Linked DNA regions of Homo sapiens: region 1 is linked to region 2. The links are chromatin loops, found by intact Hi-C in ENCODE. Cell type or tissue: dorsolateral prefrontal cortex. All regions are shown on one strand. Each heading gives the region's core, and the rest is flanking DNA. Links, peaks and the distances in the headings are about the cores only.

What was found. A loop is a pair of places that touch in the nucleus more often than their neighbours do. Peaks named below come from ENCODE experiments on the same cell type or tissue, not always from the same donor. Only the 100,000 strongest peaks of a DNase experiment are listed, where the experiment ranks them.
Region 1: a loop joins it to region 2, with 2.0 times the contacts of the local background. A loop is called at or near these places in 5 of 110 quality-filtered maps.

Annotation. Positions count from the first base shown.
Region 1 is chr5:37,804,850-37,820,542 of GRCh38, forward strand. It overlaps GDNF (glial cell derived neurotrophic factor), which reads right to left. Exons shown (of 3, transcript NM_000514.4): 3 at 7,828-11,286. The coding sequence ends at 10,802. Among named protein-coding and RNA genes, the nearest start is that of GDNF-AS1, 27 kb to the right of the region's middle. In dorsolateral prefrontal cortex, for the core only: CTCF peaks have their summits at 12,227 and 12,432; a DNase peak (open chromatin) is centred at 12,222; H3K27ac peaks cover 2,155 bases.
Region 2 is chr5:37,760,303-37,776,746 of GRCh38, forward strand. No RefSeq gene overlaps it. Among named protein-coding and RNA genes, the nearest start is that of GDNF-AS1, 71 kb to the right of the region's middle. In dorsolateral prefrontal cortex, for the core only: no CTCF peak of the experiment used is centred there; a DNase peak (open chromatin) is centred at 7,799; H3K4me3 peaks cover 504 bases; H3K27ac peaks cover 2,421 bases.

The DNA of each region.
Region 1 (15,693 bases), core at 7,694-15,693, 49 kb after region 2:
GTTGACCAATCAGAGTTCCCAAAAGATTTTTGCTGGAATTGTCAAGTAAGGAACACAGTTCTTCTTGAGAGTGGGTTCTAAGCCTGTAGCTTCCACTGCACATCTTTGCTACCATGTGGGGAAAGACAGTCTGAGAATGAAGCCAACAACAGAGGCAAACAGGAAAGTGGGAGTGAGGAAGAGGTGGCTGTTCTTCATAACATCAACTGGTAATTGGCATCTAGCTTTTTCTGAAGCCAGATCCACCCCAGGACTTTTCCATTACACAAACCAATCAATTTCCTTTCATTGTCTCAGGCACTTTGAGTTGAGTTTCTGTTACCTGTAAGCCAGGGATTCCCAGTGGTCAGGCCGCAGACCAGTACTGGTCCATGGAAAAATTGTCTTCCATGAAACCAGTCCCTGGTGCTAAAAAGTTTGGAGACTGCTGCTGTAAGCCAAAGTCCTGACAAATACAGATGCTTTCTGAGCATCTGCTACCTAATTCTTCCATTAGAGATTCATTCCTTTGGCTCTAGAATAGCATTTTCCACATTTTGTCCAGCAGAACACTTCCGTTAGATGCCAACAGGCGCTCCTTGGTCAAATGAGGAGGCAGGTGCTCAGGGCTCTTCAGGATTTAAAGGTGAGCCAGACATGGCTCCTGCTCCTGCACTCAAGGAGCCCCTCAACTTAGCAGAGATCATAAGATCGGTGCATAACTTATTTACATATCTACAAAAAAAATCTAAAAGAAAAAGTTCTCATGTCATCAGCCTGACCCACACATAAAGCACTTTGGCTATAGAATCACAGTTAAGTGAGTGATAAATACCGCCACGGGAGTATTTGGAGCATTGAAGATGTGAGGGACAGTATTTCCAGCAGAGAAAATGGCTGGGGCAAGGGTACAACACTGAGAAATTGCCACAAGCTCAACATGTATTTTGAAGTTCTGTAGGACATCCACAGTGACTGAAGGGTTGAGTTTTGGTGTAAAAGGAAGATTTCGGGGACAAAAACCAAACAAGAACTAGAGAAAAGTTTTGTTTGGAACAGATTGTGGAGGTTCTGATTGGCAGTCTGAGTGATTTGATTGGCAGCAAGATCAGGTAACCCTGTGAGGAGGCCAATGCCGTGGTCTGGTCAAACCTTACTGCAGGACTGGGAAGGACTGGGTGGAAAAAGAAGGCTGGAGGTGGTTGGAATCCCAGCCTCCGAGAACATTCTGCAGAGAAACTTTGGCCATATTTGCTCAAGAATCTTCCTCGTGGTATCATTTGAAAGCCATACTTTTTATTTCATGCTAAACATTGTCAGAGGGAGCGGTGGCAGATTCATCCCGGAATGTGAGCCAACGCACCGGGCATGCACTTTAAATGGCATTCCAGACCTCGGGCTGGCAGGCTCCCTCAGATCCTCGCCCTGCACTGGTTCCTGCCTTACCCTGAGTTAGGATGTCAGGAGAGAGGGTCTGTTTTCTTACCTTCCCAGCAGAGAACATCCAGAATGAGACACCAACCCTCCCTATTTCACCTCGTAGAGATATCACTGCACGGGCGTCAGCCTCGGTGCTGTTCTGATGATGCATTTTCTCTTCTTCTCTCCTGTCCTCCTTATGCCTGATCTTTGGGTACACTGTGTCAGCACTGCTATCGCTACACCCCAGTCCAAGTTACCGTTATCACCCACATGGATTCTCACTTGGGCCTCCTAGCTAGTCTCCATGCTTCTGCTTTTGCCCCTGTACAGTCTGTCCTCAACAAAGCAGCTAGAATAATCCTTTAAAAACACACCCAGATCCTGTCTCCCTTTGTCTTAAAACCTTCGGATGGCTTCCTGTCTGATTCAGAATGAAATCCTAAATTGCCACCACGGCCGGAAAGACTCTACGTGATCTTGGCTGCCTTTTCAGCTTTATTTCTTCCCGCTCCCCCATCATTTTGGGCCTCTCTGCTTGCTTTTTTCCCCATCTCTACGGGACTGCTCTCTTCATGGCCCATAATGCACCTCTTCACAATAGAAGCTTGTGCCTGTCAGAATAGGCTAATATAGGCTGCAGTAACAAACAACCTCCAAATCTCAGTGGCTCAAAATAACAAAGGTTTATTCCTCAATTACCACGTTGTGCTGTGCCTGTTGTGGGTTGGCAGAGGGGCTCTGTTTACCATCAGCACTTGAAGTAGACAGAACTGCCGCCATCTTGAATATTGCCAGCTGCTGTCTCAGAGGAAAAGAAAGAGGCTTTGGAGGATCTCATAATGTCCACTAAACACAAGGCTCAGAATGTCACATTTCACTGGTCACTTCTGCTCATGCTCTTTGGCCAATCATTGGCCTCAGTCAACCACAAGGGAACTGAAACATACAATCTTACTATGTGCCGAGAAATGGACAGGATCTGTAATTGTGAAGTGAACTGCACTAATGATGACCACAACTGTGCCATGGCAGGGTCAGCCAGGTGGAGTGAGGGTAGAGGATGGTGGAGAGTGAGGCTGAGGGAGGAGGGTTGGTCATCTCAGCTCAAGCTCAGGGGGAAATGAGAACATGGTGGGAGAGATGTGGAGATGGTTAATGGGTATGAAAAGTAGTTAGAAAGGATGAATAAGACCTAGTATTTGATAGCACAATAGGGTGATTATAGTCAATAATAATTTAATTGTACATTTAAAAATAACTGAAAGAGTATAATTAGAATGTTTGTAACACAAAGGATAAATGCTTGAGGGGATGGATACCCTATGATGTGATTATTACACATCGTGTGCCTGTATCAAAGAATCTCTACCTTATAAATATATACACTTACTATATACCCACAAAAATTAAGAATTAAAAAATGTTTAAAAAAAAGAAATGTGAACATGCCTGTGTTTAATGCTCACTGGCCCAGTCTGATGTGCCATGTGTGAAAGAAATGATGTGTGAAAGAGAACTTGGCCATTTGTCGAGTCCTTCTGGCCAAGTGTGCCTTTCCACAAATGGTGGGTTGGGAAGATCCCCCTGGCCAGAAAGAATTCTGATGTGTGTAATTGTTCCGTTACAGATTCATTCCTTTGGCTCTAGAATAGCATTTTCCACATTTTGTCCAGCAGAACACTTCTGTTAGATGCCAACAGGTGCTCCTTGGTCAAATAAGATTGGGAGATGCTGGGTTAGACAAGATTAAACAGGGCTTCCCTCCACAGGCCTTCTCAGATCCTTGCTTCATATGGAATGTGTGATGTCGTTGCTGCTCCGTGAGAGGGGACTGAAGTATGTGACATTTCTCCCATGTTTAAGATCAAGGAATTCCAGCCTACACAGATGCTTCCTAGGGTTCCACCGGGCAGCTTGGGAAACGCTTGCAGCTTGGGAAACAGCCTTGCAGTCCTACTGAGTCTCCTGTGGGAAGCAAATGTTCCTGGTAGGCCAGTCTGTAGGAGAATGAGATCAGTGCAGACAAGGCCTTGAAAGCATGGGCTCGAGAGGGGCTGCAGAGGCGGTGGGTCTGAAAGGGGGGGGTGGATGTGAAGATCCAAAGTGATCCTTTTCCCAAGGAGCTTGGAGCCTGGCAGAGCAGAGCTCCCTGGTCCCCCACCTCATGGCTGCCTTTCTCCATGGGAGGCCTCTCTCCCCTCTCATTCCTCCCAGTGAAGCTTAGCCGCCCTGCCATCCAGAGCTCTGTCCTCTCCCCATCTCCACCTTCCCAAGCCAACAGCACCCCAGGCTGTGTCTGGGTGTCACGGCTGAGCTCTCAGTGTCCCTTCAGCCTGGAATGCCTTCCCCTCCCTCAAGCCCTCTCTGGGAAATTCCTACTCATCCTTTAATAGTTTAGGCAGCCACTTCCAGGAGGTAGTCCCTGATAGCATCACCCCGCCCCGACCTCCCCACCCGCCTCCCCTGCTCCCCAGGGTCAGCAGGATTCCTTGTCCCTCCCGGGAGCTCCATGACACCCTTCACTGCACGTCTTCATCGCTGCCCCTCCCCACGTTCTTATGCTCCATTTCTGTCCCTCTAATCTGGGAGCCCCTTGCAGCATTGTCTCTGTATCTTTACATTCTCCCCTGGCAGGAGATAGCTTCTCAGAAATTAATTAAATGAATGAGACCCAGACCCGGAGCAGGTGAGCAGGGAGTGGGTTAAAATCCCCTACATGTACCACTTTAAAGAGTTTCCCAAGTTAAAACAATCGATTCCACATGTTCTGAAACCTCATCCTTCTTCACCATTGCTCAGCTCTATGGTTCTCTGGTTTCCTGGAGGCTGAAGTCTTCTCTCCATCCCTCTCACGGTCTGCCCACCCCGTCCACTTTCCATCTGACGTGCTCTTCCCTCTGTTGCCATGCCCTTGGGCCACTGATTCATATTGTCGCTTCTCAGAAATCATGAATGAGCATTGGAATATCAATGGCATGGCCTTAAGTTTATGCTTCCCTAAGTAGAAAGTAAATGCAAATATCTTGAGAAAACAATCTAACTTGAAGAATGGAAAGAAGGGTTGTTTTTCCATCTCACTCTGTCACCCAGGCTGGAGTGCGGTAGCACTATCTCGGCTCACTGCAACCTCCGCCTCCTGGGTTCAAGCGATTCTTGTGCCTCAGCCTCCTGAGTGGCTGGGACTACAGATGTGCGCCACTATGCCTGGCTAATTTTTGTATTTTTAGTAGAGATGAGGTTTCACCATGTTGGCCAGGCTGGTCTTAAACTCCTGACCTCAGGTGATCCATCTGCCTCGGTCTCCCAAAGTGCTGGGATTTTTTTTTTTTAAGGACAAAGTTGGCTTTAATAATTCATGAAAAAGAGAAAACTAGAAGGAAACTGGAAGCAGAGGACACAGAAAATTTGCTGTTAGCAGTGCACCCAGGGCTGCATGATGACTCTTCATGGGCTCTGGGCTTTTTTGCCTCTGTGGGCCCCTTCTCCATTAAAATATATAACTGCATTGCTATAGACAAGTACAATCTAAGCTGGGTTAATTATTATATATGCATTATTGTTATATTTATTTTTCTTTTGATTTGAAAAATGTTTAAAAAGTTTTTGGGCCCCTAGGCACTGTGTTTGCTGTGTCTAATAGCTTAGCCCACTCTGAGCCCACCACCCTGCCCTTTTGACACTTTGGGTCGCACTGTTCCTCCTGCTTGGAGTGTCTGTCGTCCATCCCAGCCTGTGTTGACCTGGCCCACGTGACAGATTCCTACTCACTTGCAAGGTCCAGCTCCAATGTAACTTTCACCAAATTTAGCAAATTAAAATACAGCATGCCCACTTGGATTTGAACTTCAGACAAATTACAAATATATATTATTTGTTATAACAGGCATGAGTATGTTCCACATGTCTCATGTCCCACATGTTGCATGAGACATGCTTGTACTAAGAAATTGTGCGTGCTTATCTGAAATTCAGATTTAACTAGGTGTCCTGTATTTTCTCTGGCAACACTAATCTGTAGCTGTTTCTGATTTGTTTTCCTTCCGGCTCTTTATCCCACCTGCGGCTCTCTCTGAGGCATTTTAGCGCTCTCTCCACACCTCTCCCTGCACGTCTCGCTTTCGGGGTATCACGGACTCCTCCCTGCAGCTGCAGTCCCATCTTCATCCCACTCAGCTGCCGTGGCCAGGGACGTGACAGTGTATTCCTTGTCTTAGATGAGTAAATATGAGTAAATGTGTGCTTGCCCTTCGTTTCCCCAACTGTCTGTTTTCAGGGATGACTTGGCAGCATTTGGTTTTCATTTCATTCAGGATGTTGTGAGGCTGAGACTAAAGATGAGTTAACTATTGCCTGGGATTCCAGCAGCGCTTCCGTTAACAAACGTGTGTCCCAAGAAGACCCTTGGGGCTTTTTCATTACCTGATGGAAAAAAGCCATAGACCCTCGGCTAAAACCCACGCCCCCTCCTTGGGTGGACTATGAGTGGAGGCAACAGGATTCCCCCTCCCAAGGGATTCTGGTGTCAGCTAGTACATCAGCCGTGGCCAACGGAGGATCTTGTGTTCGAAGGGAAGGTCTTTGTTTTTCAGACGTAGGTTCAGGAAATTCTGATTTTCCACCTCTATCTCGGGAATGGATTGATTCTTTTAAAAGTTCACTTTAACCTACTTCACTCCACACTCACGGTCCCCCAGAGTGCCTCCTTAACACAGCAGAAAGTTGGCCTGAGATGATCTCATGGGCACAAGCCACATAAGGCGGTCGGGACCAGTATCCAAGCTCCTCACCCAGTGCTCTTCCACCCTTCTCTGCAGCGCGGATTTCAGAGCTGGAGGCCAACAGCATGGCCTTCCCTCTGGGGATCGCAGTGAGGGGTGGCGCGCACTCAGGGCTGCAGACCAGCAAAGCACCAGCCCAAGAAGGACGGGGGAGCAAGGTGCAGGCGCCCCCAGGCTGCTGGGGACTTCCCAGCTCTCAGCACATTCTCCTTTTCTTGGTTAAGGAAGTTTCTAAAGTTGACCACTGGTTAATCGTTTTGTTATTCATGCTGAGCAAGAAACCAGGGTCCAAATACCGTGTGTGTGTGTGTGTGTGTGTGTGTGTGTGTGTGTGTGTGTGTGTGTTGTGTGTTTGGGGAGGGGTGCCCTCCCAGTAGGGAGCTGCCCAGTAGTTTCTGCCTCTTATTAATCTCTAGTACAGCTCGTGACTCACCATGAAACTCACAGGAACACGCAAGATGGCCCAAAATAGTTTCCAGGGTGGTCACCAGGTGTGATGAGAAAGAAGACAAAACAATGAACCCATGGATCCATGGTCACGTCTACATGGGGAATTCTGCACACGACACCCTCCCCTGGACTGTGAAACAATCATTGGCCCAATAAAGGCTCTGATAAGCTCTACAGTTATATTTTAAACCTTAAAGCATGGGTTGATGCTATTTAACTCAGTATTTTCCAAAGTTATTTGATCAGAGAACCATCCTGTCCTCCTCCCTTTTTTTTTTTTTAAATTTGAGGAGCATCTCACTGGGTAAGTAATCCTGGACACACTTTGGGAAAATAGCTCTAAAAAGGGAGAGGAGGTAAGCAGGAGTTTTACCATCTTATGTTCCCGCTCCAAGTCACTGACTTTGGACTGGAATTTTGGCTTGGAGAAAACGCAGCTGGCCTCAGCACCACCCTGGAGCCTCTTCCAGCCAGTCCTGGCAGAAGGACTCTGAATGCCTGAACCCACAGGTTGGTACCCGTGACTCCACCAAGTCTCCACGCAGGGACGGCGTGCATCGGGAAGAGGGGGCATTTCAGGCAAAGGCTAGTGCAGCACAAATGCCATCCATGGGGCAGCCTAGGCTGGGGCCATGCAGAAGAGCCATAGAGCACCATGCAAGGCCGCCTTTTGATAGTCACAAGGCAGTCTGTGACGTGACTCAGTTTCATACAAGCTGCTTCTTCTGCCTGGGACGCTCCTGATCTGTTGGCACTGTTTCTTAACTTCGGTCTTAAAGTCATTTCTAATTAAAGCAAGCTCCCCTGTTAGTGTCTATATTATAGGATCCTGTTTGTATTCTTTTAGCGTTTCTCAACACAGGGATCACTACATATTTTACTTTTTTGAATGTTGTCTGTCTCCCCGCAAATAAAATAACTCCAGGAGGACAGCGGTTTTTGCTTTGGTCACCATTAGAGCCCTGGTGCCAGGAACAGTGCCTGGCACAGTGTAGGCACACCATAAGGGTTTGTTGAATGAATAAGAACAATTTTGCAAGTTTTGTCCCTCCTGAGTGGGTGATTGGTTGCTGGGAGTTGATAGGCAAGGCCACTGACCATCCAGTGGGCTGTGTGGTAAGAAGGGGGTGATTCCTAAGAAATACTTGTGGATGGCTGCCTGGCCCAGTGCATGCAAGGAAGTACAGAAGTACAGAGAGCAATAGAAATGAGTTTTTATTTGTAAAAAGTTACAAAATGATATTGTACAAAAATAAAGTCTGTAGAGAACTTTGGTTTTATAACACAAACGACCAAGACAGATCAGAGAAGTCAGAACTTCCAAACAAGTGCACTCCTTACGGTATCAGATGGTGATCGCAATGATAAAGAAAAATCACAAACTTTACCCTTTTGTGGATTTGGTGGAGCAACTTGCTTCCATTAAAACCTGCTTGTGGTGTGTAGGTGATGCCGGGAACGAGCTATTGACACCCCTTGGATCCTACAGCTTTTTTGGGCAGGGACTCTCCATGGGGAGTTGTTGGGGGGGGTCACTGAGGTTGAAGCCTGGGAACAGTGGCCATCGCACTGCCAAGGTTCTCTGAATGGGACAGATGCCCCTGGGGCCACATCCAAATTGTGCTCCACGAATGACTGGATGGCTGGGGTTTGTCACTGTTTCGAGCAGTCTGAATTCTCAGCAAGATCCCAAGACAGTGTGAGAGGGAAGGCCTTTCCTCCATTTCCCAGGCGAGCAAGGGGAGCAGAAAGGACAGAGAAGGGCAGAACCATGAAGAATTTGGGTATTTTGGGGGAAGGGGATCAGATGTCTGGTAACTGCTGCTTCTTGTTACTATGATTATTTGATGGAGGCCAGTATTTCATTTAATTGCTAAATCTGTCATAGTTTTATACTAGTAGCCACTAAGGTAGGTAGTAATAGATTATCTCCTTAATGAAAATCCCTTTTATGAAATGCGTAACAAGCTGTAATACAGGGCCTAGTGTGTCATACATGTGTTGGCTGCCCGATAAATTCACAATCTAGGGCATGGAGGAGGTGGCTGTTCCCGCCCCTATGCTTCCTCCTGCTCCAACCTCTTTTTTTTTTTTTTTTTTTTTTTGAGACAGGGTACCGCACTGTCACTTAGGCTGGAGTGCAGTGGCATGATCACAGCTCACTGCAGCCTCGACCTTCTGGACTCAAGTGATCCTCCTTCAGCCTCTTGAGTAGCTGGGACCACAGGTGTGCACCATCATGCCTGCCTAATTTTTAAAGTTTCTGTAGAGACAGGGTCTCCCTATGTTGCCCAAGCTGGTCTCAAACTCCTGGGTTCAAGAGATCCTCCCACCTTGGCTTTCCAAAGTGTTGGGATTATGGGTGTGAGCCGCTGCACTGGCCCCGACCACCTTCATTTAAAGGCAGCACGCTCCTAAGTATGAGGCTCCATGTGTGTGGCTGTGGCTGGTCCCAATATGGCTTCCTCAGCACCCTTCTCAGCCATCTGCTCCCCAGGGAGCTGTCAGGTGTTTGGGTATATAGGAGCAGCAGCTGTTGACCCCCGGTGACAGCCCAGGGGTTGTACAGGACCTGGTAGACCCTACCTCTGGAAGGCCCCTGTGTCTCCCGGGCTGCACTGGGCAGCCAGCATATTCTCGGGAGGGCAGTGGGTGGGCAGGGATGGAGGGAGTCGGTAGAACGGCAGCTACCTGACAGCATTGTCGACATTACTTTTAGGTCAGCATTAAATCCAGGACTACCTACTAAAAGGAACTGAACCTTTTCTACATATGGTTATGCATAGTACAGATAGGTATACGTGGAGGGGACTAAGAGCTTAAAGACAACAGGAAGTGGAGCCCACGACATTTCTGTTCAGCAATGGAGCAAGGAAGAAATAAAGTCAAGTGCCAGTGGTCTCTGCACGCTGCTCCAGGAAAGGGGGCTTGCCTGAGATGCTCCACAAATAAAAATTGGGAAAAATGCTGAAATCTGGGGAAAATTAATGACAAATTTTCTTAAAAAGGTAAAGTAAGTGATTTTTGCCTGGCAAAAAACTTTTTAATACTTTGAAAAGCATGGACCCTTGTTCCCAATTCAAATTTCCTTTTGTCACCTTTCTTTGCATTTTGCGAGCACATATACTTTGGCACCTTTGAAAAGAAACTTTAATAAATAAGGGAAAAAAGAGAAATTCATTAGTGAACGGTAATAAATAACAATAACTTAAATTTCAATAAATATCTTCTCTATATTTCTGTATCTGAAACAGATGCATTGCATCGAGTAGCTTCTCTGGTCACTGGTGACCACGCATCAACGGAGCTGGTTATGTAACATCTGTCTCTCTGTAAACCAACAGGCCTGAGGGGCTCTCCCTGCCCGGGGGCAGTTCGGGGCCTTCCCCGATTCTCTCCTACAAGAATGCTGGCGAAAACCACAACTCGTTTCCTGTTTCCAAGGACATAAAGGAAATACCTTCAGGTTTGTGTTTAATCATGAGCACAGCCTTTTTGGTTCCTAGCCAACTTCTTCCCACCCCACACACCGTGATGGAAATCAATCACCAACCGTTGGCAAAAATGCTGGTTGTAGTAAACCTCGGGCCTCAACTTTCAAATGCAAAGGTGATTATCTCTTGTATCTTTGCTTTTTTTTTCCCCTCTCCTTTCCAGGGTATGTCTCCACTGAGTGACAGAAAAATAAACCTCTTACTTTCAGCAGTAAAACGTAATAACAAGGAACAACACCAGGATCTCTGTTTCCCTGGTGTCTTCGGACACATGAAAACAAATCACAGGAGATACACTGGTTTGGTTCAAGTGCATCCACCGCAACCGCGCCGGTAATCAGTGATGGTGGACTGTATCAGCTGAAATGGTGGCAATAGCCAACCAGGAACATCAGCCCTGAGCTTCTAGTGACATCGGCTGCCATCCTGGAGAATCCAGAGGGCTGTTTTCTCTCTCTCCTGTCCAGTTGTCTGTAGCTGGATCTCCCTCTACCAGGCTCCCATGATGGCTGCCTTCCTCCTCCTCCTCCTCCTCCTCCTCCTCCTCCTCTTCTTCTTCCTCCTCCTCCGCCTCCTTGGTCCTCATCTTCCATTCTGGGCAAACATTTCCTGGGAACCTTGGTCCCTTTCTTTGCACTGTAGCAGGAATGCAATACACAGCAGTCTCTGGAGCCGGAGTCAGATACATCCACACCTTTTAGCGGAATGCTTTCTTAGAATATGGTAAACCAGGTTATCATCTAAAAACGACAGGTCATCATCAAAGGCGATGGGTCTGCAACATGCCTGCCCTACTTTGTCACTCACCAGCCTTCTATTTCTGGATAAGTTTTTCAATATTTTGTCGTACGTTGTCTCAGCTGCATCGCAAGAGCCGCTGCAGTACCTAAAAATCAGTTCCTCCTTGGTTTCATAGCCCAGACCCAAGTCAGTGACATTTAAATGTATTGCAGTTAAGACACAACCCCGGTTTTTGCCCCTCTGGCCTCTCCGACCTTTTCCTCTGGAATTCTCTGGGTTGGCAGCTGCAGCCTGCCGATTCCGCTCTCTTCTAGGAAGCACTGCCATTTGTTTATCTGGTGACCTTTTCAGTCTTTTAATGGTGGCTTGAATAAAATCCATGACATCATCGAACTGATCAGGATAATCCTCTGGCATATTTGCTGTTCAAAAAGAAAAGAGAAAATGGCACATGAGACAAAATGATCATTTCAAGCCGTCTTCAAGATCAAAGTGCCCCCCTAAAGTCAGCAAAAATTGGACCCACAGCAAAACTATCAGCCGATTAAGCTATAGGACCACTGTAATCCCCAAAAACAGAGGCAAAAATGCACAGAAGAAAGATGATTTAGTTGGAAGAGGAGACTAATGTGGTGGTGACATACTTTCTCGAAGAAAACAAATCCTTAGAAGCATAGTTTTCATTTGAATAACATTCACCATTTTTAACAAGTCCATGCAGAGCTTGCTGTGAGCTGGCCAATCTTCTAGGGGCATTTTTCTTGCCTAGTCACACAACCTAGAGTAGTGGTTCTCAAATGTGAATATGCAGGAAAATACCCTGGATATTGACTACCATGCAGATTCTTGGCCCTACCCTTGGAGACAATGAGTCATTTGGTCTGGGGAGGGACCAAGGAATCTGCATTTCTAACAAGCCTCAAGGAATTCTAATGTAAAAGATCCACACACCAAAGATCCACGCACTAAACTTTGAGAGACACCGTCTTAGAGGGTGAAAAAACTGAGGCCTTCCACTATGGCTACCTTCATCTGGAATACTGAGTGCTCTTCCCTGAAACTTGCTTTGATTCTGTGTGGCTGAGTGGGACAAGAACCATTCTGACAGAACAAATGAAGAGCTCAGGAATGCAACTATAGTTTAAAATTTCCTTAAAAATCATAAAGGAACAGGAAAACAGTTTATATTTTACTAACAAAAAGACTAATTTACCGCTTCCTTTGAACAGCATGACTTTAACAAAAAAGTCCAGTGATAGAGTAAAATGGCATTTATGTATCACAGCAATAAATGAAATGAGATGCTGTTCGTGCATAGAAGCAGCCCTGCCCCCAAGGGTGAGGTCCAGCCTCAGCTGCAAGCTGTCACATGGCTCCCACTGTCTGGCTGCAAGCAGGACAAGAGGCTCATTAGGGAGATCACATGGAGGAAGGATGCAGGGACACTAAGATGTCTGAGACCTTTGGTGAAAGTATAAATCAGCAGTCTCTTAGTGCTTTCTGCCGGATTTCAGTGTTTGCTTTGGCCAATCAAGTCAGCAGAGAAAAATAACTAATGGAACAATGTAATAAATTTCTAAACGGGGGGAAAAACAATCCAAACACCTGTTTCTTGGGTAGTAGGCCTCTTATGCCCCCCTCACCTCATTTTTCAGGTCATTTAGTATGTTTAGGATTCTAAGTGGCTTAGAGAAATAAACCAAAGAAGAGTTGTCAGCAAGAGTAAATGTTTTTTGCCAAGATTGTATTAAAGCATAGAAAGATTACATTATGTCTAACCCATGTCAAATTGTTTTGTCATAAACCTAACCTATTTAATTGTTAAAATATATCAGGTATCCCTCCTATAGAACAAAATCTAGCAAAAGCAACTTAACCACGTGTGTGTAGAGTGTGTGTGTGTGTGTGTGTGTGTGTAATATATAAAACATATGATATATAATAATGAAAAGACTGGTGATTGGAATCCGTAGAATGCCTAGTTGCTATCTGAAATTTAGCATTGGCAGGATCAGCTGCACGGAAATCACAAAGCTGTTTCCACACTGGCTGAAGCCCTGTCACCTCTTGCCTGGATAACCACAGTGGCCCCTGAACTGGGCTTCCTCATTCTACCCTTACCCACCTTCGATCTATTTTCTACCCAGCACCCAGAGGGATACTTTAAACGCAGAACATAACCTCCTCTGCTCAAAACCTTCCAATAGCTCTCTGTTACTCTTAGAGAAAAAGCCCAAATCCACACTGGCCCTAAAGGCCCTACCTGACCTGGCTGCCCCTCTCCTCCAGCCTTTATTACCTCTGACCTCCTCTCTTGTTTCTCTTCTTGTTCCCTCCCGTCTAGCTACCCTGGCTTCCTTACCATTCCTCAAACACGGGGCTCAGTGTCAGCACCACTGACCTTTTCGGCTGGGTCATTCTTCATTGTGGGAGGCTGTCCTGTGCACTGTAGGATGTTTGGCAGCATCCCTGGCTTCCATCCAGGAGAGGCCTGATATGGTATGGCTGTGTCCCCACCCAAATATCATCTTGAATTTTAGCTGCCATAATCCCCACATGTTGTGGGAGGGGGCCCAGTGAGAGGTAATTGAATCGCAGGGGCAGGTTTTTCCTGTGCTATTCTGGTAATAATGAATAAGTCTCATGAGACCTGATTGTTTTATAAAGTGCAGTTCCCCTGCCTGCCTATGCCCTCTTGCCTGCCGCCATGTAAGATGTGACTTTGCTCCTCCTTTGCCTTCTGCCATGATTGTGAGGCCTCTCCAGCCATGTGGAACTGTGAGTCCATGAAACCTCTTTCCTTTATAAATTACCCAGTCTCAGGTATTTCTTCATAGCAGTAAGAAAACAGACTAATACAAGGCCCATAGCATCCCCCATCCTAGTCATGACAGATCAAGGTATCTCTGGATATTGCAAATGTCCCCTAGGGGCAACACCATCCCTTGAGAACTATAGCTTAAACAGTCAAGAACTCAGGGCCTTTGTGCTGGCTGTCCCCTCTCTGCCTGGACCCTTGGCCTATAGAGCAATTTGCATTTTACCTGCAATATAGGTAGGCAAAGAATACCAGATTAAATGTCTCCCACCCTGTGGCTAGTCCCACATCTCCTTCAAGTCTTTGCTCAAATGTCACTATCCACAAGTCCCACCTGACCTCCCTATTTAAAACAAGATTCCTCCCCAGCCCCTAATCCAGATACCCCTGCCCTGCGCCTCCCCCTCCACCATAATTCTTGCTACATTCTAACACACCATCTAACTGATTTCTTAGGGTTGTTATTTATAGTCTGTCTTCTCTAAAAGAATGTCAACTCCAAGAGGCAGGAACTCTGTCCTGCTTGTTCACTGATGGATCTCCAAGTGCTTGAGTAGGCTGTGGAGGCCTACGGTAACTGCTGGCTGAATGAGTCGGGTCATTTTACTAGGCGGAAAGAGAGTTCTTAATTTTTCAAGGGGACTCTGGGACTTTAGCTGAAAACTGCATCGTTATGAAATGAAATGCTCCAAAGTAAACAGCCCACATTACTCAGAAAAGCCACTCTGCCCTGAGTGGCACAGTCATTGCCCACCAGAGAGCTGAAGGACTGTCTCCAAACCACCTTTCCTCCTCAGCTTTCTGCAGCTTTGCAGCAGCATTAACTCTCAGTGCCCACCTCCCCTGGGTCTCCTAAAGCTCTCTGGTCCCTGAGTAATGCTTTCTTAAGGGGGCCCAGGGAAGTGCTCTTTTCTTTTTTTTTTTTTTTTTTTGTTTTTGAGACGGAGTTTCACTCTTGTCGCCCAGGCTGGAGTGCAATGGCATGGTCTCGGCTCACTGCAACCTCCAATTCCCGGGTTCAAGTGATTCTCCTGCCTCAGCCTCCCAAGTAGCTGCAATTACAGGTGCCCGCCATCACACCCGGCTAATTTTTGTATTTTTAGTAGAGATGGGATTTCACCATGTTGGCCAGGCTGGTCTTGAACTCCTGATCTCAGGTGATCCGTCCGCCTCAGCCTCCCAAAATGCTGGGATTACAGGAGTGAGCCACTGTGCCTGGCCAAGAGTGCTCTTAATTTGTCCTTTCCTTTGTACTGCTTTCTCACTGAACTTTCTTTAGGAAGTTTTCTTTCAAAACAAAACAAAACAACAACATTAAATCACTTTGGTTGACAGAAACAATTGACTTAAAAAAAAATGAGCTGCTTTAGCTATTGGTGATTTCTTTCAATAATAAGCTATTAAAGAGGAAATAAATACAGATGTGCCCAGTTTCAAAAAAAAACATGCTTGTATATAAATCGGAACTTATGAAACAGATCTATTAGGAGTGATTAATCAAAATACAGAAGAGTCTTCAAATTAAAAAACAGAGACTCTGTTTTACAAAAGGACTCACATCATAGGCTCTATTCAAGAATTCTAAATAAGTCATTAATTTAGGAACCTGGGCATATAGAAAGTTAAGTTCAATTAACAATCAACTGAAGATTAATCAGAAATGAGGGTAAAACATTACTAAAATTTTAATATAAGCTAATAGGAAAACATTAGAGTCACAGAAGTTTAAATCATGCTGGTTTAGAGACTCATTAATCTATATGATATATAACTTTTTATTACTAGAGTTACAATCATAAGGATTTGAATCAGCACTTATAGTGTTCTTTTTTAGCCCTTGATACTTGGAAGAACTTGAAAAACATTTTTCTCCCCTTTTTAAGACATTTTGACCACATGGCTTTGTCACAGGCTTTGTTTGCCAGGTAAAATACAGAAAGCCTGGTTGTATTTGAATTTCAGGTAAATAGTGAATACACGTCATAGCAAATTTGTCCAAACCCATGGGATG
Region 2 (16,444 bases), core at 3,507-11,506:
TACTCCAAACCATGAAAAAAACCACCTAACAAATGATGTCTTTCTAGAGCAGTGAAGACCTCCTGGCAATGTTCTCTTTAACCTATGATGTAGGTTAAGAGGAGTGGACCAATGTTCTGTTTCTGACTGATTATGAGGCAATGTCTGTACCCTTAAAATTTCTCACCTACATTGGACCTTCCATCTGTCTAGACATAAGGTTATCCATATAGAAGGCTGGCTGCAAAATCCTTCCCAAGAAAAATTATGCCCCACGAGTGCACACAACAGACCCCCTTTTCACTTCTATTGTTTGCAGAGGCCTAAGCAAGAGGGAAAAACGGAAAGATAAGAGTCTCATGATAGTAGAGAAATCTTGATCTGTGATCTTGGGAAAAAGCTGTCTACATAAAGGATGCCATCTTCTTCTGGGGAGAAACTTCCCTGGTTAGCTTTACTTTAAGGATTCCAGTGGGTGTATAGTTCCAAGAGTGTAGAGGGACCCCTCTGACTTGTGAGATTGTGAACCCAAGGTTCAAGGTCCTGAAGTTTTGCTACTGTGTGGATGGCAAGGGCAGTCTTTCTCTGATGTTCTCAGGAGATCCAATCTTTGCATTCTAGATTGTGAAGGTGTTGATTGTCTTCAGTCAGTGAAGCATGAAAAGATTTCTTTACCTGGTGAAAATACACTGTTGCATAATGAGCTAGTGTATAACATCAACCCTCTTGCATGGGAAAGCTTTTATACAACCAGAAAACATGCATTGAAAATGACAATTGAATGAAATCCCTCTATAAATGTTTAAATGGCCCATCAGGGAGCAGAATGTACCTGAAGTTTTGAATGTCTTCCTAGGAATATGGGTTTGACAATCAGGTAGCAAAATATATCTGAAGTTTTGATTGTCTTCCCAGGAATGTGGGTTTGACAAACCAAACACTGGTCATAAACTATTTTGACAATTTAGAAATCATCACACCGATACATATATTTAATTTGGATTACTTTATCTTTTCCATGATGAGTCATGGAATGCAGAATTTTTAATGACAAAAGCTTTAAGGACTCAGGAAGGATAAGGCAGTCATCCTGGTTCTCCATGAGTCCATCCTTAACATTGAACTTATGTCTTCTTGAATACCAGTTGTTTCTCCAATTTAGGTGCATAGCACTGATAACCGATGGGTTATCATGAGTAATTTGACTTAGACCATGGAGTTCATTCAAAATGTATATCTAAACATTTTCAGTATTGGCTGATTTAGCATGAAAATCTGGCAAAGTATTTCCTTGGTATTCAATTAATTTTTGTTCTGCTTGGGTTAGCGGTTTTATAAACCAGTCAGTCTTTTCATTGAAGTTCTAGGAATTCTTACCCAGTCCAAAAGATATCATTCTAAAGTTATCAAAGCTTGTTTTCAAGAGTGCTTTTCAGGGTCCTTTCCGTCCTTTCATGAACCTCCTTAAATACATCATATTCTAGGATTTTGCATGCTTGTGAAGTTTTTAGAAACTGCATCAAAATTAAGCAATTAACTGTGGAAATGACTTCAGTCAGTTAAAAAAAAATTGACAAAGAAATTTGACTATTTCTGTGGCCTATAATAACTTAACCATGTTATGATCTATAGCATATACTCAGACATATTAGAATTTTAGAAATCCCATACAATTTTGGAACATATATTTATAACATTCATTAAAATATAACCTGAAGAAGGCTAATCATTATTTCTTATTTGACAGTGCTTCCCATGTAACTTAACATGTCAAATAATCCTGTTTAGCTCTCTTTTGGATGCCTCAGGGACCAAAGTTAGAGATCAAAAAAATACTTAATTTTGAGGCCAAAGTTTGGTTTTGGGAAGCTTGACAAATATGTCAAAAGTTTAAAATACTTGACCAAAATAGGATCACAGATCATCGTAGAACAATATCATTCACTTAACCAAAGTCATAATTAAAAGATTTTTAAAAACAAAAACTTGTACTCTTTGATAAAGGAGACTCAGTTTTCTAAACAAGCAAAAGACCTAAGACAGCATGAGACAGAATCCATTTCTTCTTCTTTACTGTCTCCTTGTTTCCTTTTTGCAGTTTACTCAAAAGGTGAATGAAAATATATTGCTGTGTCTTATTAATACTACACAAAATTTTTGTTTAAAAGAGAACACCAAATTTTACTTTTGTTTTAGTATAGTAATACTAAAACTAATTTGAATAAAACCTCATAAATAAATTTATCAAATCCGTCATCTTTTAACCACAAGGTTTCCATAAACCTTTCCATTTTACATTTCCCCCAGCTTGCTGTACTATCTTGTTTTATCTTTTTTTTACTCCTTCAATTTGAAAACTTTAGTTTTAAACCAGGCAATTTTTTTAACATACATTTTTATGCCTTTATAACTTTCCTCACGAAATGCATATTTTGCTTTTGCTTACATACTCTGTATACAGAATTGTTTCTCTCATATCTAGTAGTTTTTAACTCTTAGTAGCTGTAATTTCTAGTGAAAACCCTAGAAAGTAATTTTGAGCTGTTTTATATCAGTATTTGTAGATAAAAAAATTTTTAAATTTTGTAGAAAAGTAGTTCTTCGAGGCCGGGCACAGTGGCTCATGCCTGTAATCTCAGCACTTTGGGAGGCTGAGGTGGGCGGATCACCTGAGGTCAGGAGTTCAAGACCAGCCTGACCAACATGGAGAAACCCCGTCTCTACTAAAAATACAAAATGATCCGGGCATGGTGGCAAATGCCTGTAATCCCAGCTACTCAGGAGGCTAAGGCAGGAGAATCGCTTGAACCCAGGAGGCAGAGGTTGCGGTGAGCTGAGATCGTGCCATTGTACTCCAGCCTGGGCAACAAGAGCAAAACTATCTCAAAAAAAAAAAATCTTCTAATTATTGTTTATTAATATATCTAAGTATATTTAGCTTTTCTATACCATATAAAAATAACCTATCAAGGTGTATAACTCATGTTTAATAACATTTCAGTATCTTAACTTACAGATGATTCAGACATTATATGATTATATATTACTTAATTTAACATAACATGACTCTAAGATTTTAAATTACTGAAAAGAATTTTGACACCGGTAGCTTCCCTAATGTCTTCACCCAGCCATTCTAGGTCCCAAGTAGCCACGTGGCACCCAGGAGGACTCTGAAGATCAGGGCCTGTCTGAGTCCATCAGGACAGAAGACAGAGCTGTGAAGACTTTACCTGGACGACCGAATCCCTCCCAAAATAGCCAGGAGGCAAAACAGGAAAAGCAGAGGAAGAAGGGGCCATATTGGGCTTGATTCTGGCGTGTGGCTGCTGGTCTAGGCTCTAAGAACATGTCTCCAGACCTCATCATGGCCACCTATCCAGACCCCTGAATTCAGAGACTCTACACCAAAGACATAAGCTCACGGTCAAATCAAGCAAGTATCAAATTATATTTAACTGATAATTTTGAAACCATTTATATTTTGCCAACAATTTAAAAACTAGTTTCATTTACCAAATATCACATATACATAACACATATAGACATAGAAACACATAGAAGAAGATCTTATAGCTCTCGTAAAGGATTTTCATTTGCTGGCTTTTAAATAGTTTTTATTTTCCTTATCTATCAGTCTTCCAATAACCAGTTTCATTGCCCTAAGGAATTGTTAACTAGGCAATAAATTTGCATTTCTATAGGTACAACTCTTAGGTGGAACAAAAAAAATTATAATTCATAAGCGCAGACCTAAGATTTTAGGCCTAAATATTTTATCATCACTTAAACCAAGGGGAGAAAAAACCTGCTGAAGTAAAAGTTCACTTAAGATGTGAAAAGCAGAAAAGCACCTTAAACAAAGGTATGATTTTTTTTTTTTCTTTTTTGAGACGGAGTTTCGCTCTTGTCGCCCAGGCTTGAGTGCAATGGCGCCATCTTGGCTCACTGCAATCTCTGCCTCCCAGATTCAAGCAATTCTCCTGCCTCAGCCTCCTGTGTAACTGGGATTACAGGCATGCGCCACCACGCCTGGCTAATTTTGTATTTTTAGTAGAGATGGGGTTTCTCCATTTCTTATGTAAATTTAAAAGAATGGTAAGAGTTTGTAATGTACATAGGCAGACATCCTTAAAAATGGAGATTTTTGTTTATAAATTTATTTTACAAAAGAGTTTCAAGGCCGGGCATGGTGGCTCATGCCTGTAATCCCAGCACTTTGGGAGGCAGAGGTGGGTGGCTCACCTGAGGCCAGGAGTTCAAGACCAGCCTGACCAACATGGGGAAACCCCATCTTTACCAAAAATACAAAATTTAGCCAGATGTCATGGTGCACACCTGTAATCTCAGCTACTTGGGGGGTTGAGACAGGAGAATCGCTTGAACCCAGAAGGTAGAGGTTGCAGTGAGCTGAGATCATACCACTGCACTCCAGCCTGGGTGACAGAGTGAGACTGTCTCAAAAAAATAAATAAATAAATAAAAGAGTTTCAAGATAGCCAATTAAATTCCAGAAAGATGTATTTTAGTTTCATAGGGTGTTCTTTTTAACGTAGCTACTGTTTTTTTTTAGCTAAAATGACTTAGTTCAGGGTAACAGGTGGAGCACATTAAGGAATATGGCCAATCCAGTATGCCTGGATTCAGCATGGATAGATCTGAAAAGGAAGCAAGCCTATTTTACCAGAGGGGGTCTACCTTTTACAAACACCCTATGTAGGATAGCTATCTTTCCACCTTTGGGGTGGGATAGTAACGAAGCCAAAACGTTAGCAGATTTAATTTTTTAAATCAATTATCACTTAAGCTTTTTATAAAGTCTTTAAATAAAAACACTGATATCTTTTTAGGAGCCTCTGCATATTAATAGGCATTCCTACATAAGACTAATTTGGAAGCCCTCATTTTCAAATGCACTTCAGTGCAGTGTTGTTCATTTGGAATGTTCCACTGTAACTTATCTTTAGTAAGATTTCACCATTTCTGTAAGACTTTGCTGCTTGTGGGGCCTAATACTTAAGCATATATAAGCCAGAAGGAACTCAATTTTTCATAAATTAAGGATTCCATTTTTACCTCAAATATTGGCTTTGGCTTTCAGGTTCCCTTGATCAACTTAGCCGATGACTTTTTCCTTACCTAAGCACGCAAGAAAACTGAAACAAAGGGGTAGAACACAAAAATCCCTGCAAATTTCCAAAGCCTAATTTTATACCTCCTGCAATATTGCCATTTATTTCTGACCCAGTCAGATGGAGGAAGCCTCTAATTTGATCCAAGCCAGTTAATAATTAGATCCCATCCGATCCTGGATCCAGTCCAGTTTCTGTTGCTACTTCCCAAACCCAGTTTGGATCAGAAATTTGCTCAAAGAAATTCAGAGAGCTCAAAACACAAATCTGTGGAGCTTCGGAATCCGAGACAGAATTTACCACCATCCTCAGTTGCTGCAAGAGGGCAATGGACACAATGTGCCTGGTGGGTACCTCTCTTGGTCACCCAGCACTCCCAGGAGTCACTGGAAGCTTTACTTCGGATCCCACTTCTTATGCCATCTGTTAAAAGGAAAACTTTGGCTGAATTAAATTTGAAAGGGCTTAATTGAGCAAAGAACGATTCACAAATCGGGCAGCCTCCCAAGCCATAGTAGGCTCAGAGACCCCAGATCAGCCATGTGGTGGAAGATTTATGGACAGAAAAAAGAAAGTGACACACAGAACAGAAGTGAGGTACAGAAACAGCCGGATTGGTTACAGCTCAGCATTTGCCTTAATTGTACACGGTTTGAACAGTTGGCCACCTTTGATTGGCCAAAACTTGGTGATTGGCACAAGAGTAGACTGCAGTCTGTTTACAACTCCCTTTAAATTATAGTTCACAATGCACAGAGAAACCTTTAGGCTGAACTTAATATATGTTAGGGATGGAGCTTTAGGCTAAATTTGATTTGACACCACCCAGAGCCTCAGAATGTGACCTTATTTGGAAACAAGGTCTTTGCGGATACAATTAGTTAAATTAAGATGAGGTTATACTAGATTAAGGTGGGTCCTAAATCCAATGGCTGGGATCCTTATAAGAAGGCCAGGTGAAGACACTGAGACACAGAGAGAAACACACACAGAGGGGAAAAGACCACGTAAAGATAAAGGCAGAAATTGGAGTGATATTGCTGCAAGTCAAGGGCTCCAAGAATTGCCTACAACCACTGGAAGCTAGGGAGAATCAAGGAAGGATTCTTCTTTCCTAGAGTTTCTTGAGGGAGCTTAGCTTTTCCAGCACCTTGATTTCAGACTTCTAGCCTCCAGAACTCCGAGAGAATAAACTGCTATTGTTTTAAGCCACCCAGTTCCTTGTAATTTGTTAAGGAAGCCCTAGGAAACTAACACATCTAACAACAAGATGCGAGGAACACTTGAATCCAGATGGAGCTTTTTAAGGTTGCATATCCCCACAGTTCACGAAGGGCTGAGAAAAAGAGAAAATCACAAGAAGATCCTCAAGTTTCAACATCAAAGTCTACAATTCTCCCCTCTCTCCCTCGGTATGGACTTGAGTTATGATTGCTGTTGTAAGCCACTACGTTCTGGAGTAATTTGCTACACAGCAATAGAAAACTAATACAATTTCTAATGCAGCTAATTCATTTTACACTTTGAGTGTCCAGAGTGTCTTTCTATTCCATCTTCTGAGGATGAACGAATTAAGAACTTGTCTTAAGGCCATGTGTTCACTTTGTTTTTCTTGATGGATTAGGGGTGAGAGGACAGATTTTATTCTGTAGGATGGGAAGACTGTCATGAACTACTTGGGTCAACCAGAGATTATAGCTACAGGAAAAAATTAATATTCTTTCTTTTGGTTCTGTTGAGTCAGTAGAGTTGCTGCCCGCCTCCCCTTGGTCAACTCGCCTGGCAGTGGTTACCCAGGCTGCTGTGGCTTCCAAACTTAGTCTAATCTGCCCACCCCACATCCTCAGGACAGACAGACGTCCAGTATTGTAGCTTTCTAATTCAAAGTCTCCTTGAGGCTACAAGCCTGTAAGTCTTCCTCACAGCTTTTTTTTTTTTTTTTAAACTCTGAGATGTCTATGGCTGAATAACTGATGACAGTTTTGCTTTTATAAAGTAACTTTGAAGCGTGGGTGGCTGGTAACAACTGGCCTCTCTCCTCATATCTGCCTGACAGTACTGATGTGACCAGATATCTGGTGCTGCTCGTCAGATCTGTCAAGTTCATCAGGCAAAAAAGAAACAGATGAGGGAGTAATATTTGCTACATTAACCAAGAAGTCTTACTTAGTGTATGGCTGATATCTTGGAAGTAGCATGAAATATGAAGTCAGAAGTTTTGGGTTCATGTTTCTGCATTGATATTTGGTAATTTTGTGGGTAAAGTCACATGAACCCTGAACCTCAGTTTCTTTATCTGTGTAATGAGGGCAGTGTTAACATACCAATCAGCCTACATCCAGAAGGGTGTTTTATGTTTCAAATAAGAGAGTGTATATGTGAAAGGACTTAGCAAACCATGAAACAACTATATGTTAACATAGTTGTTGCCCCCTGAGATTATTTATTACTATTTCAATGAATGTATGTGAAGGGCACATTCTTAGAAAACAAGCTCAAGTCTGCATCGGCCCTATTATTGAGAATCATTGTGGAAGCAGAGAAGATGCTCCAATAGGGAGAATTTGGTTCTGTGCGTTTGAGAGGTTGCCATCCAATGTGGAAGTAGGTTATCCAAGACTTGGCTAAGGTTGTCTTGGGTGGGGGGCTCTGGTCCTGGTTGATTCAGCTTCTCATGAAGCCAACTGGGACCCTGCTCTAGCTGCTGTTGGCCTCACTGTTGGCCATCATGTTCAACACAATGGTTCTTATGGTGCTGACTGTGACAGCATCTGAAATCTTTCCAAATTTAGAACAATGGGAAAGTTGTCTTCTGTATTTCTCATAGGCTATTTTGATATATTTTTTTTCTTTTTTGTCCTTGTTTCTCCCCAGTATTATAACGTATTGTGTTCACTTTGTTGGGTACCGAATGGTCTTTCCCTTTGACTCGATTGCCTCTTGTTTATAAAAATAGCAAGTCAACCATGACAAATGACCAGCAGTAATCTTGCCTCCCAAGTACAGAGACTGTTTTCTTCCCCTTATTTTGTTTGAAAAATAAGAAAGCTTTTTTTCCTTTGGGGAAACTAGTCTTGTTATTCAGAGATACATAGTATAGAGAAAAACTCTAGAGTCAGGAGACCTGGGTTCAAATTCCAGGTTGGGCAAGTTACATAATCTCTTTGGAGGCCAGTGACTCTGGGGGTTGCTATGAGGGTCACAGTGTAAAAGCACCTTGTGAGCAATAAAATAAATGTTCTTATGACTTCATGTCTTTTCAGAGGACTGTGCAAATGCAGTAGTAGGCAGGCATTTCAGAAATTCTGGTTCAGGATATTTCTTTCTTTCTTTCTTTCTTTTTTTTTTTTTTTGAGATGGAGTCTTACTTTGTCACCCAGGCTGGAGTACAGTGTTGCAATCTCAGCTCACTGCAACTTCTGCCTCCCAGGTTCAAGCAATTCTTCTGCCTCAGCCTCCCGAGTAACTGGGATTACAGGTGCACATCACCGTGCCCTGCTAATTTTTGTATTTTTAGTAGAGACGGGGTTTCACCATATTGGCCAGGCTGGCCTCGAACTCCTGACCTCAGGTGATCCACCTGCCTCGGCCTCCCAAAGTGCTGGGATTACAGGTGTGAGCCACTGTGCCTGGCCTGTTCAGGATATTTCTTAGAAATGCTACATTGTAGCATAATGTGTGCTTGATCTGAAACACCTGAGTCCTGAAGAACATGTTGCAGATCTATTTATTCACTTTAAAAATTTGCAACCCTATCTGCTCAGTGTCCACCAACAGTTACAGCTCCTCCTGGAAGCCTGTGCCCTGTAGCCTATGCCCTGAGCCTTTCTCCTGCTGGTCTACCCCAGGTACCATGTCCTTTCTTTTATCCAGCTCCAGGCTGGCTGAACCTCACGAGGATCACACATGTTGACTTTCTCTTTCGCCTGCCAGTGTGGCCTGGAGGTGAGACTTGTGAATCTGCTTCAGGGCCAGATGTGAGGTCCCAACTAGCTGTGACTGAATTTCCTTGCATCTTCCAAGATGTTTTTTATTGTAAACGGTCAACAACAATCAACGTTATTCCTTTAATTTATGTGCAGTCAGCTTTCAGTTCTCCTTTACTGAGGATCACAGAGCTGTAAATAATGAGAAGACAAAACAGCACAAAAAGCAAATGTTATTCCTTTTATCTCTGGAGATGTCTGACAAGAAGTCTCTCACCTTTGTCTCCACATGCCTTGGAAACTATGTCATAAAGTGTGCTGTGTCAAATAAGACACTTGTCAAGCAGATTCTATTTTACCTATAGGAACAATGTTGCAAATGGGATGCCAAGGAAGTCAAGAACTAAGCATCCTGTAAGTCATAGCTATGATCAAGCATGTATCATGAAATATAGAGAAAGCAGTGGAGTTATGTGAAAGAACAAAGCTATAATTAGAGACTGTTAGACATGGAGAGCATGCAGAAGATCAACTAGTCTGAGTCCTGTGTTTTACAGATGAGAAAATGGGGGCCCTGAGGGTCAGCCACTTGTGCCAGGATGCACTGTTAGTTAATAGTAGAGTTGGGACCATAACCAAGGTCATTGACACTGGCCCAATGCTCCGTTAACTCTGTTGTACTTGGGGTCAGTGTCCTATGATCACTGATTGGGAAAGAGACAGGTCTAGGCTGGGATCCCAGCTCTGCCCTGTATTGTGTGACCTTGGGCAAGTTGTTCCACTGCTCTGAGCCTCAGTGTTCCTGTAAAGGGCTGAATTGTGTCCCCTTCAATTTTACATATTGAAGCCCTAACCCCAATACCTTAGAATGTGACTATATTTGGAGACAGAGCCTTTAAAGAGGTGATTTTGTTAAAATGAGACTGTTAGTGGCCCCTCATCTAATCTGACCGGTGTCTTTATAAGAAGAGGAAATTTGGACACAAGAAAAGACACCAGGTGTGGGTATGCACATAGAGGAAAGAACACGTAAAGACACGGTAGGAACGTGGCCGTCTGCAAGCCAAGGAGAGAGGCCTCAGGAGAAACCAGACCTGCTGATACCTTGATCTTGGATTTCTAGTCTCCAGAACTGTGAGGAAATTAATTTCTGTTGTTTAAGCCCCCCAGTCTGTGGTATTTTGTCATGGCAGCCTGAGCTGACCAACACAGTCCCCATCTATAAAGCTGAGATACGAATATTTAACTCTTGGGGGCTGTTGTCCAGGTTAAATGAGATAATTCATCTAAAAAAAAAAAACTTAACCAATGGCCGAGACACAGTAAATGCTCAGCAAGAGACAGTTATTATGGTTATGCAAAGGGCCAATAAAATATACATAAATCACTCCACTGTAACATAAATTTGACCTCACTACAATGAATTTGCCAGCAGTTCTAGACTAAGCCCCTAGTCCTCTCAGTTTGGTTTGCCTTCTGCTGATGTTTGAATGACTCCTGAAGGTAGACCTGGATTGTCTACCCATAGGTTTTTCAAAGACAATCCAGGGAAACTGAAATCAGTGTCTTCATTTTATCTTGATAACTTTTCCAGCTATAGTTAGTCATATTGGAGTCTTTCCATTAAGCTGAGACATCTATTTAAGATTCAGATTGTTCTTTTAAAAATAGACATTGGAGAATGCAAATATTTAGAGGCCTTACTAAAGAGTTCAGATTTTTAAGGATTTTGAGTAGAGAGAGATCACTCTTGAATGTACTCTCTCTGTTCTCTTTTTAAACTGCCAACAATTTCAAGACTGCTTTGCAAAGAGTAAACATCAAATGAAGAAATCTCCCAGGACCGCCTGAGAGGGAAGTGCAGAAGGCAGGAGAAGGGGCTTGCCCCCAACACCTAGGTGGCAGCATACAAAATCTGGTGTGTCCCAACAGTGATTGCTGAAGCCACTTCCTTCCCCCATGCTCTCCTGCTGTATAGTGTTGGCAGTGGCCACCCCAGACTAAAGGTACTGACTGTGCAGGGACATGGGGCTGTGCTGAGGGAGTAGAGCGTGCAAGTCCAAGTGCTGAAATGCTGGAAGTTCTTGTGTCAGTTTAGAAGGGGCAGCTGGCTCCCTGTCAGTTCTATTCTCTGGGAGTGCCTCGGCAGGCAGAATGCATGTTGATTTTCACCTAAATCCCAGATTGCATAATTCGCACAAGGGCATCTGATGTGGGTTGAGATTTCTCCCCTGCACCACTTAACTTTCTGCAAATCCTGCCTCTTTATCCTGGCCACTCCTTTCAGACAGGACAGCCAGAGAGTGTCTGTTTTGTTTCTAAAGAAACCGAGGCACTGGGACTTAAACTAGCAGGTGCAGCTAAGCTGACCCTGAAGCCAAGAGTTTCTGTACTCCCAAGGCAGTGTTTTATGGGCATTGTTCATAAATATCTTGTTAACCCTCAAATACAGGATCAGGGAAAGTGATCTGGTCTTGGAAGAATGCAGGCCAGAGACCCTGCAAAAGGCAAAGCCATGACTGGGGCGTAAGTCATGCACAGGGGCAGCATCTGTCTGGGTGGAACATAGTTGTGGTCATGGCTACATTACTAACCTCTCACTCAGTCATTTGTTGAAGCAGTCTTTCTTTGGGAAATGGGAGTTGGACCCTTCCCCCTTCTGAAATCCAAAATGCCATCAGTGATATCCTTCTCCATTCAGCCCATTCTGATGGCTTGTGGTGTCTTACAAGTTGCTGAAAGAATGTTGCCTGGAGGGAAGCTCTCTGGATAAAGACACGCTATGGATTCAGTCTTCCAGTGTAGAGTCTCTACATAAAAGGGCGATCAGATATGAGGCAAAGCAGATTCTAAAATGTTAGCTTGCATCGGTCATCTGGGGGGAATGATTAGAAATATGGAATCCGGGGCCCCATCCCCAGTCTTTCAGAGAGTTCCTGGATCTGTGTTTGCAACAATTGTCCTGGTTGACTCTGAAACAGGAGGTCATGGATGCTGCTCTGTGAAATACTGCTCAAGACAATACAGAGTATTCGTGTTTCTTCTGATTCTGAGCTTCAATGCATTTGGGACCCTTGGTGCCTCAGGTGCCCTCCAGACCTTGATGGCAGTGTGGCTGATCTAGGAAGACTGAAACACTCTTGGCCCCACTGCGACCTCTTGATCCTCTGGTTTTCTGCCTATAAGATGAAACACCCCCATGCTTTCAGTTTTAAGGGAAAATATACAGTATGATAATAGAGGTAATGTTGATTTTAAAAAGTGTGCTATCTTAAACTTAGATATAATTTAACAATAGCTTTCACTTTAACTTTTGATTTTCACAATAACCTCAATATCATTTCACAGTAAATCATTTCATTCATGAAGAAACTGAGGCACAGAGATATGTTCCAGAGCCAACAGCAACAACATTATCCCATTGACTGGATAGCTGAACTTAAGTTTGGGGTCCTGGTCTTTAAACTGGCCATTGGAGAAGGGTGCTTGAAGGCCTCACCAAGGAGTTTTGTTGTGGTCTTTTGTTATGAGGGGTCTCTTGAACTTGGTCCTGACATTTTCCTTTTTTGGCTCTCTTCTCTGTCCAAACTCTTACAGCACTAGAACTGGGACTGGAACACCATCCAATCACCAGGTTGGCAGTCTTCCTGGCAGGCTGTCCTGCCTTTCTGTATAAAATCCGTAGAGTACCATGTGGCTGCTGGTGCTGATTAGTGGATATAGGGGTTGTACTATTACCTTAATCCAGAGATTTACCAAAATGACATTAAAATCACCAAGAAAAACTTTTAAGACTTTTATGTGACCAGAGTCCCCTTCCTGAATTGGACCAGCTATAGCTGGATAGTCTGCCTTCCTTCTCTTAATGAGGGTATCTCATGTGTGGCATAGATTATGGTAGGAGTCAGGACACCTGAGTTCTGGTCCAGGCTTGGCCAATAATTTGCTGTGAGCTTGTGAGATTGTACTAATCTCTTGGAGTCTCAGTTCCCTCATCTATAACATGAATAATCTTACTCTGCACTTTCTGGGTCTAATATCATTCAATCTAACTCCTACAAAGCCACTGGGAATGCTAGGGATATATGAATGAATGCCTTCTCTAGGATCCAGTCATCTGGGGATGAGACATTTCCAGGGGTACAGAAACTACAGGCCTCATGGCTTGTAAAAAAATATTGGGAGTGGGTTATGTTTATTTTCTTACTCATTTGGCATATACAGATGCCCACTGCCTCCACCATTCATTTTGCTTTCAGCTTTTGTTTTGCTACCTGAAGAAAGCCCAAAACCTCTTGTAGTCACAGCAAGGCATGGCAAGGAAAAAGCTAATATGGTGACACTGGGTGCTTTAGTGCCTGGAAGTGAATAAGAAAGGATGGGCATGTCTAGCTACAAGCAGTCTTGGGGTTCCCATGTGGCCTGTTCATGATCTTATGACCAGGCATAGGAAAGTTGCTAAGGACTGATGAATTATAGAGAGCCTGGGCCTTAGCAGGCACCTACTCTGCTTCGAACTCCAAGTATATTGGAAGTATATTTACTAGAATCTGGATTTAGAGTAAGTCAAGGACAGGTATTGTATTTTAATGATATTTTCAGAGCCTCAGGAGTAGGCATTCAATCAATACCTACTGAATAAATGAACATGCCTGCAGAATGAGATCATAAAACTAGAGAGAAACAAATTATCCCCAAAGCTGTTATCAAGACTAGACCATGGAATGCCAGGACCAAGGATGTGGGTCTCATTTCAAATTTTTTTTGTTCTACTTTATCTTGTTTTGGTGCCAGCTTTCTTCATTACAGGTTATAAGGAGCTCTGAAGACAAAGGGTGGCTGAGGACCATTTCTCTGTTTTAAATATATATTTTAATGTATATAATTATATATTAATTTTATTTATATAATATATAATTTACATAATGTATAATTTTAATATATATAATATATAACACAATTTTCTATTGTGTTAAAAAACACATAAAATTTGCCATTGTAATATTTTAAAGCATATATAGTTTGGCAGTAGTACATACACCACTCATATTATTGTGAAACAAAGGCCATATATATTTATTTTTTGAGACAGAGTTTCACTCTTGTTGCCCAGGCTGGAGTGCAATGGCATGATCTTGGCTCACTGCAACCTCTGCCTCCTGGGTTCAAGTGATCATCCTGCCTCGGACTCCCATGTAGCTGGGATTACAGGCATGCACCATCACGCCTGGCTAATTTTGTATTTTTCATAGAGATGGGGTTTCTTGATGTTGGTCAGGCTAGTCTCGAACTCCCAACCTCAGGTGCTCCACCCGCCTCAGCCTCCCAAAGTGCTGGGATTACAGGCATGAGCCACTACACCCAGCCAAGGGCCATATCTTTTTAAGAGCTACTCCTGAGACCTAAAAAATACACAGATTTTCAGAAGTAAAATGTTATAGGAGATATTGCCTACAGACCTGCTTTCTAAAATTTAAATTCTATTTTCTAAAAAATTATTAAAGAATTAGAGCTATGTTCTTATAATTTTTAAAAACCCCTTCAGTAGTTTGAGTTGAAAAGAAAGAGTTAATATGGTGGCCATGACTATTACAGATGCCTTTGCTACATCTTCCAATGTGGGGCTTTCTCCTATGATATGAAATCTGTAGATTTTACATTTTTATTTATTTCCCCTTTGGTTAAGTCAGCATGTTTCAAGTCAAATAAAGCTGGGTTGCAGTACCACATACCACCATTAGGTGCCACTGTTTGACAGGATAGTAAAGGGACTGAAAGTAACTGAATAAAACTTTTCTTCCTTCTTTCTGTTTTTGTGCCTACTGGGTGCCAAGCTCTATGCGAGGCCCTGCAGATAGGGCAATGAGCAAGACAAGCCTCTGAGTGAGGTAGACAAATTATTACGATAGGAGGCGTATGTTTAAAAGAACAGTATATCCATGATGCTGTGAGAGCACTTGTTTAGAGTCTACTGCAGCAAATCAGGTGAAGCATGAGGTGAGTTGAACCATGGCAGGAGCTGTGAGGGTGGAAAGAAATTTGGGGTTTTGGGGCCGGGCGTGGTGGCTCACGCCTGTAATCCCCAGCACTTTGGGAGGCCGAGGCGGGTGGATCATGAGGTCAGGAGATCGAGACCATCCTGGCTAACACCGTGAAACCCCGTCTCTACTAAAAATGTGAAAAATTAGCCAGGCGTGGTGGCACGTGCCTCTAGTCCCAGCTATTTGGGAGGCTGAGCCAGGATAATCACTTGAACCTGGGAGGCGGAGGTTGCAGTGAGCCAAGATCACACCACTGCACTCTAGCCTGGGTGACAGAGCGAGACTCCGTCTCAAAAAAAAAAAAAAAAAAAAAAAAAAAAAGAAATTTGGGCTTTTGGAACACCTTGATGGGTTCATATTTTTGTGGTGGCCATGGATACAGATGGCCCTGACCCTCTTGATCACTGATCTTGCACTATGCCCCAGTTTGTAACATGGCCATGGGCAAACCTTTGGCTTATATGGTATTTTCTTTTAATGTGCATTATCTGCCAAATAAAATACAGATTTTTAACTTCTCATGAGAAATCAGAAGGTCTAGCAGCAATTGATTAAAACCACATCATGGCTGCCCTCTTAGTAGACCATCAGTTCTTCAGCCAGCTTGTTTCTCTCACCTTGGTTCTTGTCTGGTCCCTTTCAGCAGGGCCAATATTTAGTGGGTGTGTACTGGGGTGAAATATGTCTGTTCTGATTGGTGACTAGTTTCCCTGAGCTTCCTTAGTGTCTCCTATGCTGGAGGCCATTCCGCAATAGCATCTCCCCAATGCAGTTCCTTACAAACTAGCTATAAAAAGGTTGCATTTGGCACTGTAGGGCCTCCCGGCTCCTTGCTGTAGTGCTAGGTCCAACATCCATTTTCTGATTAGACCTTGTCCTGGGCCAAAAGGATTGTTCAATATTTTGAATATCACCCTCACCTTTAGGGATGAAGTCTGCATGTGACCTCTGGACTGGACGATTCTTGTCTTCAGGGGAAGGAAAATACAGGATAGACCCCAAGGCAGGGGATGTGTTCAATCACAGATGGCTTTGGGGTTGGGGTTTTTGTTTTGTTTTGTTTTTACAAACTTTTAATTATAAAAGCTGTTTTATTTTCAGAAATGTTTACATTTCCATAGCATGCTGCTGAATGCATCAATGTGGAGAGGATTATGTAAATTTTTACAACCTAAGGGAGACAGGAAATTATTTTTTTATTTTTTGCAGCTCCAACACATGAAAATAATGGGATTTCTTTTTTCATCTATGGAATGCCATTCCAGAGGCAAAGTTAATTTCTTTGTGGTCAGCCTCAGGTAGCAGGACAGCTAAAATGATAATAGTAATAATTAATAATTATAATAAAATATATTTGTACTTTTGG